Linked DNA regions of Homo sapiens: region 2 is linked to region 1. Evidence: chromatin contacts called from ENCODE Hi-C or POLR2A ChIA-PET data. All regions are on one chromosome and are shown on one strand. The core of a region is the stretch at or near the end of the contact, and the rest is flanking DNA. Distances in the headings are between cores, read along the strand shown.

The links. A loop is a pair of places that touch in the nucleus more often than their neighbours do. ChIA-PET counts read pairs that join two places held with the same protein, here RNA polymerase II (POLR2A). Pooled maps may share reads with other maps.
Region 2: a pooled map shows a loop between it and region 1 (4-fold over the local background). The contact joins the promoter of MYOM3 here to the promoter of LYPLA2 in region 1. A Hi-C loop is called at or near these places in 2 of 168 maps with a recorded cell type or tissue (endothelial cell of umbilical vein and mammary epithelial cell) and 13 of 50 pooled maps. POLR2A ChIA-PET finds 5 or more read pairs at or near these places in 1 of 52 experiments (activated naive CD4-positive, alpha-beta T cell).

The regions. Positions count from the first base shown.
Region 1 is chr1:23,786,303-23,794,145 of GRCh38, reverse strand. It overlaps LYPLA2 (lysophospholipase 2), which reads right to left and starts at 3,001. Exons shown (of 10, transcript NM_007260.3): 1 at 2,896-3,001; 2 at 1,386-1,489; 3 at 1,107-1,138; 4 at 930-995; 5 at 394-441; 6 at 216-286; 7 at 10-83. The coding sequence starts at 1,463. It overlaps LOC105376860 (a long non-coding RNA gene), which reads left to right and starts at 614. Exons shown (of 2, transcript XR_947067.3): 1 at 614-674; 2 at 3,356-3,532. It overlaps PITHD1 (PITH domain containing 1), which reads right to left. Exons shown (of 6, transcript NM_020362.5): 5 at 7,723-7,831; 6 at 5,914-6,871. The coding sequence ends at 6,770. RefSeq lists a silencer at 2,764-2,823.
Region 2 is chr1:24,109,116-24,116,958 of GRCh38, reverse strand. MYOM3 (myomesin 3) reads left to right here and starts at 4,824. Exons shown (of 37, transcript NM_152372.4): 1 at 4,824-4,928. RefSeq lists an enhancer at 4,114-4,622.

The sequences.
Region 1 (7,843 bases), core at 1,752-4,251:
TCCCCTCACCTGTGAAAAGCCTCCCAGGACGATTCGATTGGCAGGGATCCCGTTCTTCATTTCATGCTCAATCAAGGCCTTGACTGGGGGAGGGGGCATGAGTGGGTAGAGGGAAGCTGCCAAGGGGCCCAATAAGGGAGCTAGGCTGAGGAACCGCCCAGCGCTTTCCTGGGGGGCAGGGGAAGGAGGATGTGGAGGAGGGGCTGGGGTCTTACTGTTCTCTGCTGCCTTCTTGATGCCAGCCTCGTCCTCTGGGGCATCTGGACTCAGCCCCATCAGGTCAAACCTTGGGAGTAGAGGCACTGGCAGCTATAGAAAACCCCAGCCAGCCCCCTGTGGCTCCCTCAGCCCAAGTGTCCTCGTCCCCCTGCCCACCCCCACTCCCAAACTCACCAGGAGGGCATCACCATCTTCATGTTGAGGGTCACAGGGATCCTAGGCCTGGGGAAAGAGAGCCAGAGGGCCCATCATGCTCAGGAGGAATGAGGAGGCCAGAGCTCAGAGCCCGGAGTGGGGCCGCGCCGCCCCTGGTGGCCCCTCCCAGCAGGCAGGGCCTGTGTTTAAGGTGTTGCCAGGCAACCTGCCACGTGGGGCTGGAGGCTGTGGTTGGGGCAAAGCGCCAGTAATGGAGAAGCAGAGCCCAGCGCTTGGTGTGACGGGGTCCCAGGTAGTCGGTGAGTACTTGGGGAAGGGGCAAAGGGAGGTGTGGGTTCTAGGAGAGCTCAGGTCTAGGAGGCCCTAGGGCTGGGGGCTGGTGCTGGACCCCACTCCTGGGGGCTCCACAGGAGCTCAGGCTGAAAATGCCACTTCTGACTGCCCTGAGCCCAAGCCCCAGGATGCAACTGACAGGAGAGAACAGGCCTGGGATGACAGGACCACCCCCAGATGATCCCCAGCCTCAGCCCCTCCCTTGCTGGGGTGACACTCACGCATGGGGACAGATGTACTTGACGTGAGGGAGCCGGATGGTGGAGAGGGCGTCAGCCCAGCTGTGCCTGTAGGAGGGACGGGAGAAAAGGCTCCGATGTGGTAGGAAGAGAAGGCCTCTCCAGTCCGCTGCTGGGCCAGGACCCCTCCTTAAGGAGCACCCCTCCTCAGTCACTTACCCTGTGTCTCCAAGTCCATGTAAAAAAATAACCTGGAAAAGGATGGGAAATGGGGAGACAGGAAGGCTTCCCCTAGGTCCTCCAACTTCTGCCCACCCCTCCCCCACCCCCAAGGACCTGGGGGAACCCAGGTAGCAGCCAAACAGGTTACTACCCCGAGCCTGCTGGCCTCAGGATACTCCCTGCTCATCACTGCCACCTCCATTTTCCCACACCCCCTCCAGCCGGTCCTCCAGCTGCTCCCACAGTGTCTGGCCGTGGGTGAAAGGGGACCCTTACCGCGGCCGTTTCCCGCTCAGCTCCAGACACGGTGGCAGCATCGGTGAGCAGGGGCACAGACATGGTGTTACCACACATACACCACACGGCTCCACGGCGGGGGCCTGCATACATCGGGGCGGCGGTCAAGAGCAAAACCAGGCACAGGACACACTCCTGGCCCAAGAGGCCACCAGGCCATCAGCCCCACACAGCACCCAGGTTCTGTCCTGGGCACAAAGAATAGTCAAGCAAGAAGTCCCAGGGCACAGGAGAAGAAGTCTGCCTCAGTTCCAGGGCTGAAAGGCAGAGACAGCCTCCCTAGTGGCCCAGAACATGTGTCTCTGGTTCTGGCCCAACCACAGGACCTGAGCTTGCTGGAGACAGGCAGAGGCAGGGCATAGGGACTGTAGGGCAGGGGGCAGAGGGGAGGCAGCGGCACGCCTGCTTCATTCCCCCTCTAACTCCTCAGGGGTGAGTGCCTTCCCCCTCCTCTCCAATCATCCCTGGGTCCCTGCCTCCCCAACTCCGGGCCCTATGGGAAATGGAGAGAAAAGTGCCAGGGAAAGGAGCTTCCATCCCCTACTCAGTGCCGCCTCCAACCCCCATCTCAACCTCCCCCCACCCAGCCCCCATCCAGCCTTCACAGCAGTTTCTGGCCCATCCATTCCCAGACCCCCAGGGGGCTGCCCATGTCCCCAGAAAGCGTAAGAACTCCACCCACCCCCAAACTGGTGCTCCACGCCCCCCCTAAACGGAGCTACCTGCTGCTGCTGCCACTGACTGCAAACGAGCCCTGGCTTGACCACGCTCTGGGACTCCCAAACACACAAAAGAATGTCAGGCTGGCTGGCCCCTCCCCATCCTCGGCGTCCTCCAAACTCGCCGGAAGCTTCCACTACCTGCCTCAAGTGCCTGCCCACCCCTCCCAACTGGCCTCACCTTCCATCTCTGACCCCTGAGGGCAGCTCCCCACAATGGGATCGTTCACCTGTGACCCGGGGTTCCTCTTCCCATGGGGAATGCACCTCCTGCCCTGAGCTGCGATTCCCTTCCTTCTCCACCGTGGGGACTTGCACCTCCCGCCCAGGCTCCCTCCTCGGAGGGGTGCCTTCCCCCTGACCTGTCTCTCTCTATACACCTTGAGAACTTCCACCCTGACCCAGGATCTCCCGCTCCCCACAATGGGAACTTCTGTTCTGACCAAAGGTCACCCTACCCAGTGAAATTTTCTACCCTGACCCAGGACTCCCACCTGCCCACAATAAAGCTTTGTACCTTTGACTCTGGGGAAGCCCCCGCCCCACAATGGGCTCTTCTATTTCCGACCCTGAAGTCTGTCTCTTTATACTCAGACACCCCCTTGCCTAGCCCCGCTCCACTCCCGAAGTCCCCAAGACTGGACAGCGCCTTCGCACCTCACTCCCCACCCCCATCCCCCCCATCACGGTTCCCCCTCCCCGCTCTCCGGGACCCTCCCGAGGCCGACCTCCCCCTACACGCCCATCCTCCGCAGCCGCCGGCTGGGTACCTCCACTCCCTGGGACTTCCGAGGCCGCTTGGGCGATTCTCCTCTTTCTCCCGCAGACACACTCTTCCCCCTCGGCCGCCCCCGCCGGAACTTCCGTTCGAGTCCCGGGAACCCAGCCATCGCGCTGCCGGAAGTAGCCTGGCCGACAGTACGGAACCCGGAAGCGGGGACCCGGCTTCGCTGGATAGAAGCTGCCATGTTGGAGGCGGCGGGGCTACTCCCTGTCATTCAGCCGCGCAGTCGCTGGGTTCTCACCCGCTCCCACCTTGTAGATTCGAGACAGGGCACCCAAGACTCCCACTTGCTACCACCACCCATGCGCCTCCTGGAGGAGGGCCGACCGGAAGGAGAGGCATCCCTCACACTATTGTTTGCATAAACTTTACCACCTTCCCATCCTCATGGGACACACCTCTTAAGGCCTCGGGTGTCTGCCACTGGCTTTCATGCCCTATTCCAGGATCATGAATGGAATGACACACTCTGAACCGAAGAGACCTTACAGATCATCTAGTTCTCCAGCCTTGAAGATGGGGAAACTGAGGCTCAAGGAAGGCATGTAAACAGCAACCTCGGGATTCCATTTAAATTCTGCCTCTCTGGATCTGCTTCCTGATATATAAAATGGTAATAACCACCCTGCCTCCTTCACAGCTTTGTTGGTAGGCTTAAATGAGGTTGTGTGAACATGGTTTATACAGTAAAATCACAGCGTGAGGTGTTAATCACGCAAAAAAGGACCTAGGAAAAATACAAAGGCCGTATCAGGAGAGCTGGACAGGCACTGGCAGTGTTAGCGCTGCCCTTCACAAGCAATGTCATGCAGACAGTGCACAAAACGCTGCCATCAAGCTGAAGTGGAAATAGGTATCAGGGACCACAGAAAAGTCAGAAGGCAGGCAAACTGAGTTGAAGGAGCATGTCCCTGAGAATGTGTGGGGATCTGCAAATAGGAAATGAGTCACACTTGACCCTCAGCCGCTTAGGACTCACTCTCCCAGCCTAACCTATACTAGTGTTTTCTTTGAACAGAAAGAAAACAGTACAGCCAGGCGCGGTGGCTCACTCCTGTAATCCCAGCACTTTGGGAGGCTGAGGCGGGCGGATCACGAGGTCAGGAGATCGAGACCATCCTGGCTAACACGGTGAAACCCTGTCTCTACTAAAAATACAAAAAATTAGCCTGGCGCTGTGGCGGGCGCCTGTAGTCCTAGCTACTCGGGGGGAGGCTGAGGCAGGAGAATGGCGTGAACCCGGGAGGCGGAGCTTGCAGTGAGCCAAGATAGTGCCACTACACTCCAGCCTGGGCAACAAAGCGAGACTCTGTCTCAAAAAAAAAAAAAAAAAAAAAAGAAAGAAAAGAAAAAGAAAACAGTACAAAGTTGGAAGCTCAACAAAGCACTTTCCCCCAGGCCCAGAGGCACTTTGGTCCTAAGTACTCAACAGGTCAGGGAGCCTACAATACCAGGATTCGGGGCAGGAAACCTTTGAGCCTATGGGACCACCACAAGCCAAGGACCCAGGACTGAATGTCAAAAGAAAATGGAGGGTAATGTCCCCACTTATGGAAGAATGAACAGTTCCTCCTGCAACCTCGATCACCTGAGACACCATGACACTTAAAACAAATTCTTCAGAGTGAAGCTTCAAATTCAGAGGCTCAGTCCCAGGAGCTGTGATTAATGCTTTAATTAGTGGAATTAGTGAAGGGCTAGTCTGCTCTAAGATTTTTAACTTTATTTTTCCCCCTACTCCAAATTTAAACATAGCCCTTCTTTTAACTCCAAAAAATGATCCAACTGAAATAAAGAGGCTGTGGCTGAGTGAATAGGACCCTTCATGCTTTTCAAGAACAGCATTTGCATTCTGGTTTATTTCAGGCTGCATTTTAGAAATTTTGAGGGCCAACAAGGTTTGGTGGTAGCAGACCTTTCCTAGGACAGGCTGGAGAAACAGTGGCTATATCCTCCAAACAACAGCATGGGCCAATGCCTCAGAGGAATTCTCCCAAAAGGATCAGATTCAACACTAATTCCCTTTATTACCTGTTCCTGTTTTCTGCAAGGGAGAGAATACTGACCATATCAAATCCCCTTTTTAGATACTTACATTCTCTTCAATTGCTAAACTGACTTTCAAAATTTAAGTCCAAAGTCTTTGGTCTACCTGGAGACCACATGAGCTGCTCAATTACTTTCCTCACCCTCATTTCTTCTGATGAGCTCCAAAATCTGTTCTCCCTTATTTTTGTAAATGTCATTCTACAAATCACTTCCTTTTGTGCAAAATGAAATATAGGGTTTTGTTGTTGTTGTTTTGAGACAAGGTCTCACTCTGTTGCCTCAGGCTGGGGTGCAGTGGCGCAATCATGGCTTACTGTAGCCTCGACCTCCTGGGCTCCAGTGATCCTCCCACCTCAGCCTCCCAAGTGGCTGGGACTACAGGTGCACGCCACCATGCCCAGTTAATTTCTGTGAAATACAGGTTTTCAACCCCACCTTCTTCTTTACTATATATGGGTGTAGGAGTGTTTTTGGCCTACTGTACAAAATTAAGCTTGACCATTCCTGGAGAAACTGATCCAGTCTTGATTTTTTTTTTTTTTTTTTTTGAGACGGAGTCTCACTCTGTCACCCAGGCTGGAGTGCAGTGGTGCAATCTCAGGTCACTGCAAGCTCCGCTTCCCGGGTTCATGCCATTCTCCTGCCTCAGCCTCCTGAGTAGCTGGGACTACAGGCTCCCGCCACCGCACCCGGCTAATTTTTTGTATTTTTGGTAGAGACGGTTTCACCGTGGTCTCGATCTCCTGACCTCGTGATCCGCCCACCTCGGCCTCCCAAAGTGCTGGGATTACAGGCGTGAGCCACCGCGCCCGGCTCCAGTCTTGATTTAATTGTGGCACTTCCTATAATCTACCTAGTCCAAAACAACAACAAAAAATTTCAAAGTTCAGTACAGTTCCCCATGAAATGAAAGTTGCATCAGTGGCTATCAAGAACTCAAAAGAAAATACAAACATTAAGTCTGGCAAGGATTTATTAGGAAGCTTATTAGTCACAGTGAATAAAAGCCATGAAAAGAAGAACTCAAATCTCCAAATTCTGGCATCGGACTTACAACACTAGTTAGAAGCTAATAAACATTAAGGAATTTCCAAGGGGAATCTTAACTAAGTCTCAATCTTACTGACCAGATTACCCACACACATAGAAATGATCCCCATGCTCTCCCCAGACTGCTTAGCTAGGCAGTGGAAAAGACCTTCTCCCCAAGCTTAAGCTATCACGCATCAGCAGGAGACTCCTGTCCTTCTAGCTATAACCACAGGACACATGTGCGTGACAGACAACTCCAAGCTGGGCAACTTGACAAGAATGCTGAACAATGAGAGGGGAAAGGAGCAAGCAGGAACAAGTGTTTTAGTTGGAGACCCTCCTGATGGCTACTACTAACACAATCCGGAGGCATCAGAAAGTTTCCTATAGCCCACAAATAGTTTCCTTTAAAAAAACAAAAACAAAAACAAAAAAACAAGTCACACAACAATCTTGCCACAAAGCAACATGACACTTGGAATCACATGGCCACATTAACTGGAAAAGCAAGTGTTACCCATGACTGCCAGATGCCACCCAGCCCAAGACCCAATTTCCACAGCGCCCTAGAGAACCACGATGGTCCCCTGGCACCTACACAACCCTCCCAGTGGTGTCGTATCTTCCGTAGGCCAGGTTTCTGCAGCAAGCCCCAAAGACAAAGCTTGGCAGAGGCTGTGGCAGCCAACTCTCTCTGGAGCCTCATCCCTTTGTCCTTCCCAACAGGTAGTCGTACATCTTCACTGACACAGCGCCTCTATGGGAGCCTTGGCCAGCCCTTAGGAAATAAAGTGTGTCTGTGGGGTAACCTGATGGACCCTATGGTCTGCTGGGTTGGCAGATGCTTCGTAATTGCAGATGGTCACCTCGTGTCGGCGAAGCTGCAAGAAAATTGAGGCTGGGTCAGCCAGCCATTAAAAGAACTGTCCTTTCCCACACCACACACATTGCGGTAGTCCTTATTCAGGTTCATTTCTAGGAGTCATCATTTAATATCTCCTTATTTTAATACTTAGATGTCATCATCTAATATCTCCCAATTTTGATACTTTTTAACTCCAGAAAGCTGCAAAGATCATTATCATTGATTCACCCTGTAACTTTGAAGATTCAGTCTCCCTACTATAATGGGGGTACCATGAGAATAGGAACTTGTCTATGGTATTATCTTATCCCTGGTTCATGAATAGAAAAGATTATCAAAAATACTCAATGAAAGCATTTGAAAGTAGAAAACTGTGAATTAATATAAATGACAATTTCAGGCTGGGCAAGGTGGCTCACACCTGTAATCCCAACATTTTGGGAGGCTGAGATGGGCAGATCACCTGAGGTCAGGAGTTCGAGACCAGCCTGGCCAACATGGTGAAACCCTGTCTCTACTAAAAATACAAAAAAATTAGCCAGGCGTGGGAGTGGGCACCTGTAATCCCAGCTACTTGGGGGGCTGAGGCAGGAGAATCACTTGAACCTGGGAGGCGGAGGTCGCAGTGAGCTGAGATATATATATATATATTATATATATTATTTATATAAAAATAACAGTTTCAACCCCCTTAAAAATACCTGTAGTTTCTCAAATGAGACGAAAAGTTTATACTGATAAAACCAAGAAAAATAATAAACTGGGAGTAATTATGACACTTGCTCTTTTCCCTTCCCTGGAAGCTCCCATCACCACAGTGTGCAGATATGTAGACATGAGGGGAAAACCTTTCCAACCCCATCTTACCTCAGTCCACTCTCCTCTCAGGCCAATATAAAAGACCTTTGTCGTATCTGCTCCGAAGTTTTTTGAAATATGAATTGAGAGATGATAGACATTTGAAAAACGAGAAATTCTAGAGGATGAC
Region 2 (7,843 bases), core at 3,575-6,074, 320 kb before region 1:
GGTACTGCATGGCTGTGATGCCTGCAAACCTCTGACCTCCCAAGCTCCCGACTCTAGGAACATACAGGGCTTGCCTGAGTTTCCACCCAGAGAATTGGACCAGCAGGACTGGAGCTCCTCCAGATTTCCAGACAGCCAGAGCCTCTGTCCCTCCCAAGTCTGAGTGTCAACCTGGACAGGGAGACTATGGCCTGATGTCACCAATGCTTGTCCCCTGTCGCTGTCCCCACCTGCATTCCAGACCATGGGACAGAAACAATAAGCTGAGGCAGGTATTGCCAGAGAGATGGAGGCAGCCCCCACCTCCCCTGCTGGTGCTGACGCTGATGAGACAACTCTGAGACCCCAGAGCTGCTGCTCAGCTCCTTTGGCTACTTGAGCCCATTTTTCCTTCCCACTCTAAGGAGGAAGGGGGAGTAAGGAAGATATGCTTTGGCCAGTCCGTATGAGAAGAACAGCAGTTGCAATTAACTGGACTCCGAGAGCGACAGGGAGGGACGGGAGACTGAAGCAGGTACAGTGTCGCCACACAGGGGGAGAAAGCCACAGGCTTGGTTGCTGTCGGAGAAACAGCATGGAGGTTCAGAGCAGTCAGTTTGTTCTTAATGGTCATAAGTCCAGGGAAGGGAATAAAAGAGAAAAGAAGGCAAGGGGAGAAAGAAGAAAGATAAGCCAGGTACTATAGTAGGTATTTTACACATTTAACCTTATCTGAGTCTCCCAGCCATTCTGCAAGATAGGCAATTGCTATAGTCTGAATGTTGGAGTCCCCCCAAAATTCATATGTTGAAACTTCATGTAATAGTAGCAAGAGGTGAGCCCTTTGGAAGGCCATGAAGGCTATGCCCTCAATAATGGGATCAAGAGGCCAGCATGGTGGTGATTCAAGCCAGTAATCCCAGCACTTTGGGAGGCCAAGGTGGGAAGATCCCTTGAGGCCAGGAGTTTGAGACCAGCCCGGGCATCACAGTGAGACCCTGTCTCTACAAAAAACGCAAAAATTAGCCTGGTGTGGTGGTGCGTGCCTATAGTCCCAGCTACTCAGGAGGCTGAGGTAGGAGGATCACTTAAGCCCAAGAGGTTGAGGCTGCAGTGAGCCATGACTGCACCACTGCACTCCAGTCTGGGCAACAGAGCAAGATCCTGTCTCGGGGAAAAAAATAAAAATGGAATGGGATTAATGCCCTTATAAAAGAGGTTGAAGAGAGTGCCCTAGCCCCTTCCACCACATGAGGACTCCACAAGAGGCACCATCTATGATGCAGAGAGCAGGTCCTCACCAGACACTGAATCTGCTAGCACGTTGATCTTGAACTTCTTGGTCTCCAGAACCGTAAGAAATAAACTTTTGTTATTTATAAATGACCCTGTCTAATGTATTTTGTTGTAGCAGCTCAAACGAACTAAGACAGTAACCATTCACTGATTCATTTTTCTTTTTTTTTTTTTTTTTTGAGACGGAGTCTCTCTCTGGTCTCCCAGACTGGAGTGCAGTGGCGCCATCTCAGCTCACTGCAAGCTCTGCCTCCCGGGTTCACCCCATTCTCCTAACTCAGCCTCCTGAGTAGCTGGGACTACAGGAGCCCACCACCACGACCTGCTAATTTTTTGTATTTTTAGTAGAGACAGGGTTTCACCTTGTTAGCCAGGATGGTCTCGATTTCCTGACCTCATGATCCACCTGCCTCGGCCTCCCAAAGTGCTCGGATTACAGGCGTGAGCCACTGCGCCCAGCCCACTGATTCATTTGTAAATAAATGTGAATTGAGGGCCAGGTGTATGCCAAGCACTGTTCTCGGGGGTAGGGATATGGTCAGGCAGGCAAGTTCTCTGCTATCTTGGAATGTGTCCTCCACCTACAGAGAAAGAAACTGAGGCCCAGAAAGGAGGCCAAGGTCCCCCTGTTAGTGACTGAGGCACCAGAGGTTGGGATTTAAACCAAGGCTTGTATAACATCAAGTCATCTAATCTCTCTGCTCAGCCGCATGACCTTAGGCTTGGCCATGTTTACAGAGGTTCCAGTGATGACTGAGTGCTTCACTGGGGTGAGGTCAACAAAGGGATACATGGGAATCCCACCCCCAGAAGCATGGGGTAAGAGAAAGCCATCAGCATTCCTAGAGCTTTCATTTAGCAAACGTCTGTCCGGGGCCAGACGCCGTGCTGGAGGTTTCACGGTTCTTGGTTGAACATTTTCTTTTCTTTTCTTTTCTATTCTTTTTTTTTTTCTTTTCTTTTTGAGACAAAGTTTCACTCCTGTCACCCAGGCTGGAGTGCAATGGCGCCATCTCAGCTCACTGCAACGTCCACCTCCTGGGTTCAAGCAATTCTCCTGCCTCAGCCTCCCAAGCAGCTGGGATTACAGGCGCGCCCCCACCACACCCAGCTAATTTTTGTATTTTTAGTAGAGACGGGGTTTCACCATGTTGGCCAGGCTGGTCACGAACTCCTGACCTCAGGTGATCCACCCGCCTCGGCCTCCCAAAGTGATGGGATTACAGGTGTGAGCCACCATGCCCAGCCTGATTGAACATTTTCAATGAGACAGCTAAGTGGAAATTGTTGTCTTCAACTGTACAGATAATCAAACCACACTGGCTGAGTGCCTTCCCCAAGGTCATCCAGCTAATAAGTGGTGGGACTGAATTGAAAGCCTAAGCCGGTTTGACTCCAGGATGCACCCTGTCTCTCCAGTGCACCTTCATTCATCTCCCCAGATTGCCTTGGGAGGACGGGGCTAGAGGACCTGTTTAAATGACTGTCTCCTGCTCAGTTGGAAGCTCAAAGCCCTCTTTGCTGTTCGTACGGATTCACTCACACTCATCCCTCACAGCAAATGTATGAAGATGAGTCTTGGAAAGCCCTTGTTCGATTGGGTCAATAGAAGATGGGAGAGAAATGTTCTCTCCCAAAAGATGCTGTAAGAGAGAGCCACAGAAGAGCTTAGAAAGGGGTTTTCAAATAGGGCAGGGGATTCAGATTTTGCCTGCAAAGTTCACTTGTGCTCTCTCTCTCCTTCTCTCGAGTGAGGAGTCCCTGAGGCACCAGCAAGAGTGACAGGTGTAGTGTGGGTGGCCACCTGAGGTCGCAGGAAGGGGTGAGGGAGGGAAGCTGTGCTCTCTGGCTAGGGGCCGGTACAGCCTTCCCCTCACCGGCTCATCCTCTGAGACTCGACCCAGGTGCACCTTCCTGATCACCTCCTGTCGTAAGTGCCTGACTTCCCCTGTAGGTTAGGGTCTGGCATAGGGTAGGTGCCAATGAATGTGAGGGGGAAAGAATTGAGACTGAGGGAATGGCAGGAGAGGGCAAAGGGTGGGAAGAGGTGTGGTGCCGAACACCTATTAACCTCAGTAGGGAAGGCACCAGGTTTGAGAGGCCAAAGAAAAGATCCATAGCCAGCAAACGGAACATGGGGGTTTCAGGAGGCGGAGGTTGCAGTGAGCTGAGATCATGCCACTGCACTCCAGCCTGGACAACAAAGTGAGACTCTGACTCAAGAAGGAAAGAAAGAAGGAAAGAAGGAAAGAAAGAAAGAAAGAAAGAGAGAGAGAAGGAAGGAAGGAAGGAAGGAGGGGGGGAGGGAAAGAAGGAAAGAAGGAAGGAAGGAAGGAAAGAGAAAGAAGAAAGAAAGAAAGAAAGAAAGAAAGAAAGAAAGAAAGAAAGAAAGAAAGAAAGAAAGAAAGAAAGAAAGAAAGAAAAAGAAAGGGAGAGAAGGAAGGGAAGGAAGGAAAGGAAGGAACGTGGGGGTTTGTTAGGGGCTTGCCTACAGGAGAGAGAGTCCACTGGTGATGAACTGGACAGGAGAACCGCCTTACATACAGAAATGGTCCAGGGGCGGCGGGCTGGACAACATACCAGTGGCGGCCGACTGGGCAGGAAAACCTCAGCCCCTTGCAAACAGCATGCAGTTTATAGAGCATTTTCACTTTACACCATCCCCTAATGACCTCCACCTGGCAATCTTCATTTAACCCAAAACTCAGGGCCTCAATCCCCTGTATGGCCAGCGTTCCACCAGAAGGGACGGGACGGGGGCTCAGATATTCATCGTAGGTAAGAAACGGGTTGGCTACTCCCCAGATTCCTTAGCTCGGAACACATATTCAGGTCTTCCACACAGGGTCATTCTTGGAGCGTGCTTCAGTTATCCCTGTCAGGTGCGTTTACCCTATAAGAAGGCCCTTCAGGGGACACTCTGGCAGCCTGAGCAGTTTGCACAGTGAAGCAGTAGGTGGCTCCCCAGCTCCTCCTGCCTGCACCACACCACACACACATGACTGTGGTCAGGGCGGGGGCCGTGTAGTAACTACCGGAGTGGTGGAGGGACCAGGAGCCACACATTGCTGTTTTAGCCAGTGACAACTTCTGAGCACGAAACACTCACTTTTAGGTCATATTCCTTCCACCGTCTTCATGAAGTCCAGGTGCCCAGTCTCACTGTCTCCGTTTTTCAGAAGGCAGTCAGTTCAGGGAAGCTGAGCGCCTTCCCCAGGGCACCCAGTCAGCCGGGGCAGAATTCAGATCAGAACTCCCGACAGCTGAGAACGCCGCACGGGATCTGCCCTCCATACGACCATGCCTGAGCCGTTCCCTCCTTTCCATTTTAACAGGGGCTTGGGTTGGGCAGAAAGGACCCAGCTGAGAGGAGGAGCAGTGTGGGGGGACGCGGCGGACAGCTCCACCTGTCGCTGCTGCCCAGCAGGCTGGAGACACGGAATGGCCCCTCCCCTTGGCCCCCTGTCCCCGATGCCATAGTTCTCATCCATTGTCATTGTACTGTCTCAGTGCTGCTATATTTAAGACGGTGCAGTCTCCGGGATCGCATTCTTCTCCCGGTGCCCGCTGAGCCGAGGGCAAGAAGAGAACAAGGACCCTCTCGGCCTCAGGAATCTTCTCCCCAGAGACTCCTAAGTGGGCACACTGCTTCTGTGAGTCACCCCCAGAAATCAGGGTGGGGGAGGGATGCCTCCTAAGAGTCAGCCACTGGGGAGTGATATCTGTGGGTGCATGTGTGTGTGTGTGTGCACGTGTGTGTGTTTGTGTGTATGTGTGTTGTGTGTTGTGAAAGGAGCCTGGGAAATTTGTGCTGAGGCAGCACCCAAGTGAAAATGGGAGGGGATTCCAGAAACCCCTGCCCCATCCCACTGTTCTGTGTGGCCCTGGGTCTTCTGAGAGCTGAGCTGTCTGTGATGTGAAAGTTGCAAAAAAAAAAAAAAGAGTGGGGGCTGCCCTGGGAACTGGAGTCTTTCCTGTGATGGAGCAGCGATAAGCGGGAGCCAGGCTAAGCTGGCAAGTTCCACGAACTTAGAGCGGAGCTGGCTGAGCCCGGCTTGGCCAACCCCACAGGCAGGGAAAGAGAGCGAGCCCTCGGATCCCAAATCTTAGAGCTGGAAGGGATTTCATCCAGTGCCTGACAGGAAACCGAGGCCCAGACGGGAAAGGAGTTGCCTCAGCTCATGACTGGCAAGGGCAGGATTCGGCCTCGCGGAAGCTGGTGGAGCCACTGGCTAAGAACACGTCCCAGCCTGTGCCACCCGCCGCCCGCAGGATGTGTCTCTGCTCCCAGCCACCATCCGCCCCCATCGCAGCTCCTGGAGGGGTCTTGGCTCAACTGCTGTGCATTCCTCTTTCCCTCCTGAAGAAGGGGAGAGGCCTCCTCGGCAGATGGAGGCTTGGGAGGAAAGCAGAGGGGAATAGGGAAGGCCACGCAGTGGGACCTCTGGCCCAGATTTTTGCACCCCAAGAGAGGGAAGCGGGGGCAGTTTCCCCTCCACGCAGGCACACACAGTGTTCCGGGAAGAGGCACCCTGGTCCTTTGGGAAAGGGCAGTGAGGCCGCAAACTTGTCCCTGCTTAATACCACGCATCAGTCAGTGCTTTAAAAAGAATTGGTAGCTCATCCGCTAAAGCCAGGGGTCTGGTTGCTGGAGGCCCCGAGGTCAGGGACGAGCGCCAGGCCCCTGCCTGCTGTGCTAATCGGGAACAGAGCATCCAGGGGAAGGGAGCCAGTGGCTGGTGCCAGGGAATGTTAACTCTCAGCCACTGGAGCCAGGGCCATCGTGTCCCAGGAAAGCTGGGGCAGAGTGGGGGGTCCTTGCTCCACCTAGGGTGGTACCCAGCAGCTCTCCTCCTGGGCCATGAGGAAGAAAGAGCAGAATGAGCAGGGCTAGCCACTTCTTTGGGTGCAAAGAGAACTTCTTCCATCGGGAGGGAGTGATACGAAGCCAAAGAGGGTGACTGTCCCATTATGTCATTTGAGATGATTAGCAGGAGCCCAGGGAGCTTTAGGGGGCAGCCCTTGGTCCCAGCTAACCCTGCAGCCATCCATTCTCTTTTTCCTGATGCCCACAACTGCAGACACCCAAAAGGAGCAAACTTCTAGGAAGTAGAAGGGGTAAAAGCCCACTAAGACTGACCCTCCACAGCCCGAGCCCCAGACACCTCCACCACATGCCCCTTCCAGGCCAACGGCTCTCCAATAAAGCCAGTGGGCTCACCTTCCATGCCATGGACTTAGAGAAATGGTCACCTAGGTGCTGTGTTCACATCCAGGCAGAAGACAGCCTACACATGCACGCACACACACACATACACACACATGCACGCCCACACACACACACGCTGCCACCTCCAGCAGGACCCTCTAGAGAGGCAGGGGCCAGACAGAGCTGACCCCACAGAAGCTGACAGGAGCAGGCCAAGGCAGGCGGTCATCCCTCTTCTGTTTCCATCCCCACGCCTGGGCAGGAACCCTCCCATGCCAGAAGCCTGCAGACCAGGATTCCCACCTGGAGGAGGTGTGAAAGCCATTCCAGGGATTTTAGCTTTAGCATCAGGGGGGCCCTCAGAGACCCAGCAGTGACTGAAGCCCGGATATGAGAAAACTCAGTGCAAAAACCCACAGCCAGCGGGCACACGGGCCTCCCACACCCCTCGTTTGCCTCTCCATATCCATGGATCCGCTTCCTGAGCCTCCCCTGGGTCAATCTGATCCGGCCCCACTGGGCGCCATCACGGGCCTAGACTTGAGCCTTGGGAATGCAAAGGAGATGTGTACATTGCAATCCCCTTATAAGGAGAAAGGCCCTGTGGCCCACCGTGTCCCCAGCCTCTGCCACGGCCTGGCCTTGAATGGACATATGACATAGAGATCAGAAGGGCTAGGGGTTGGGCTAGGGATTGGCTGCCAGTCATGGCCCCACCATCATGCTGGGTGACCTTGAGCAAGTACTGCCCCTGTTCATCAGTAAAATGGGATAATAATGGTGCTGTCCTCATTTGGGTTATTGCAGGGACTGGGGATAATGCATTTGAAAACTAACATGGGCATGGAACATAGTAAGTTCTCACTATTGTTACTTTTAATTCACTTACAGTCTTGTTGAACAGTCAAGATGCACAGATACAAAATAATTACATAGAGAAAGCATTGTCTGAATCAATGCTAAATTGTGGAGTGCTAGAAAATAAGTACAAAAGAAATGAGAAGAGGGAAAATTCTAGGTGGCCTGTAGTCTTTCTGCAAGGCTTCTTAGAAAAATAATGCTAATGCCTAATACTTATGTTGTACTTACTAAGCCCCAAGCACTCATCTAACCTTCACAACTACCCTGGGAGGTTAGTAGACCCATTTTACAGATGAGGAAACAAAGTCATGAGTCTTTCCCAAGGTTACACACTTGAAAGCTGGGATAAGGAGCTGGGATCACACCCTGTGGGCTGGACTCAGAGTCTCTCTGCTAATTAGCATGCCCTCAGTTGGGGTTTGAAGCATGACTAGAGCCAAGCGGGCCAGGAGGAGGGGAAGGGTGTGCCGGGAGAGGAAACCAGCGTGGGCAAAGGCC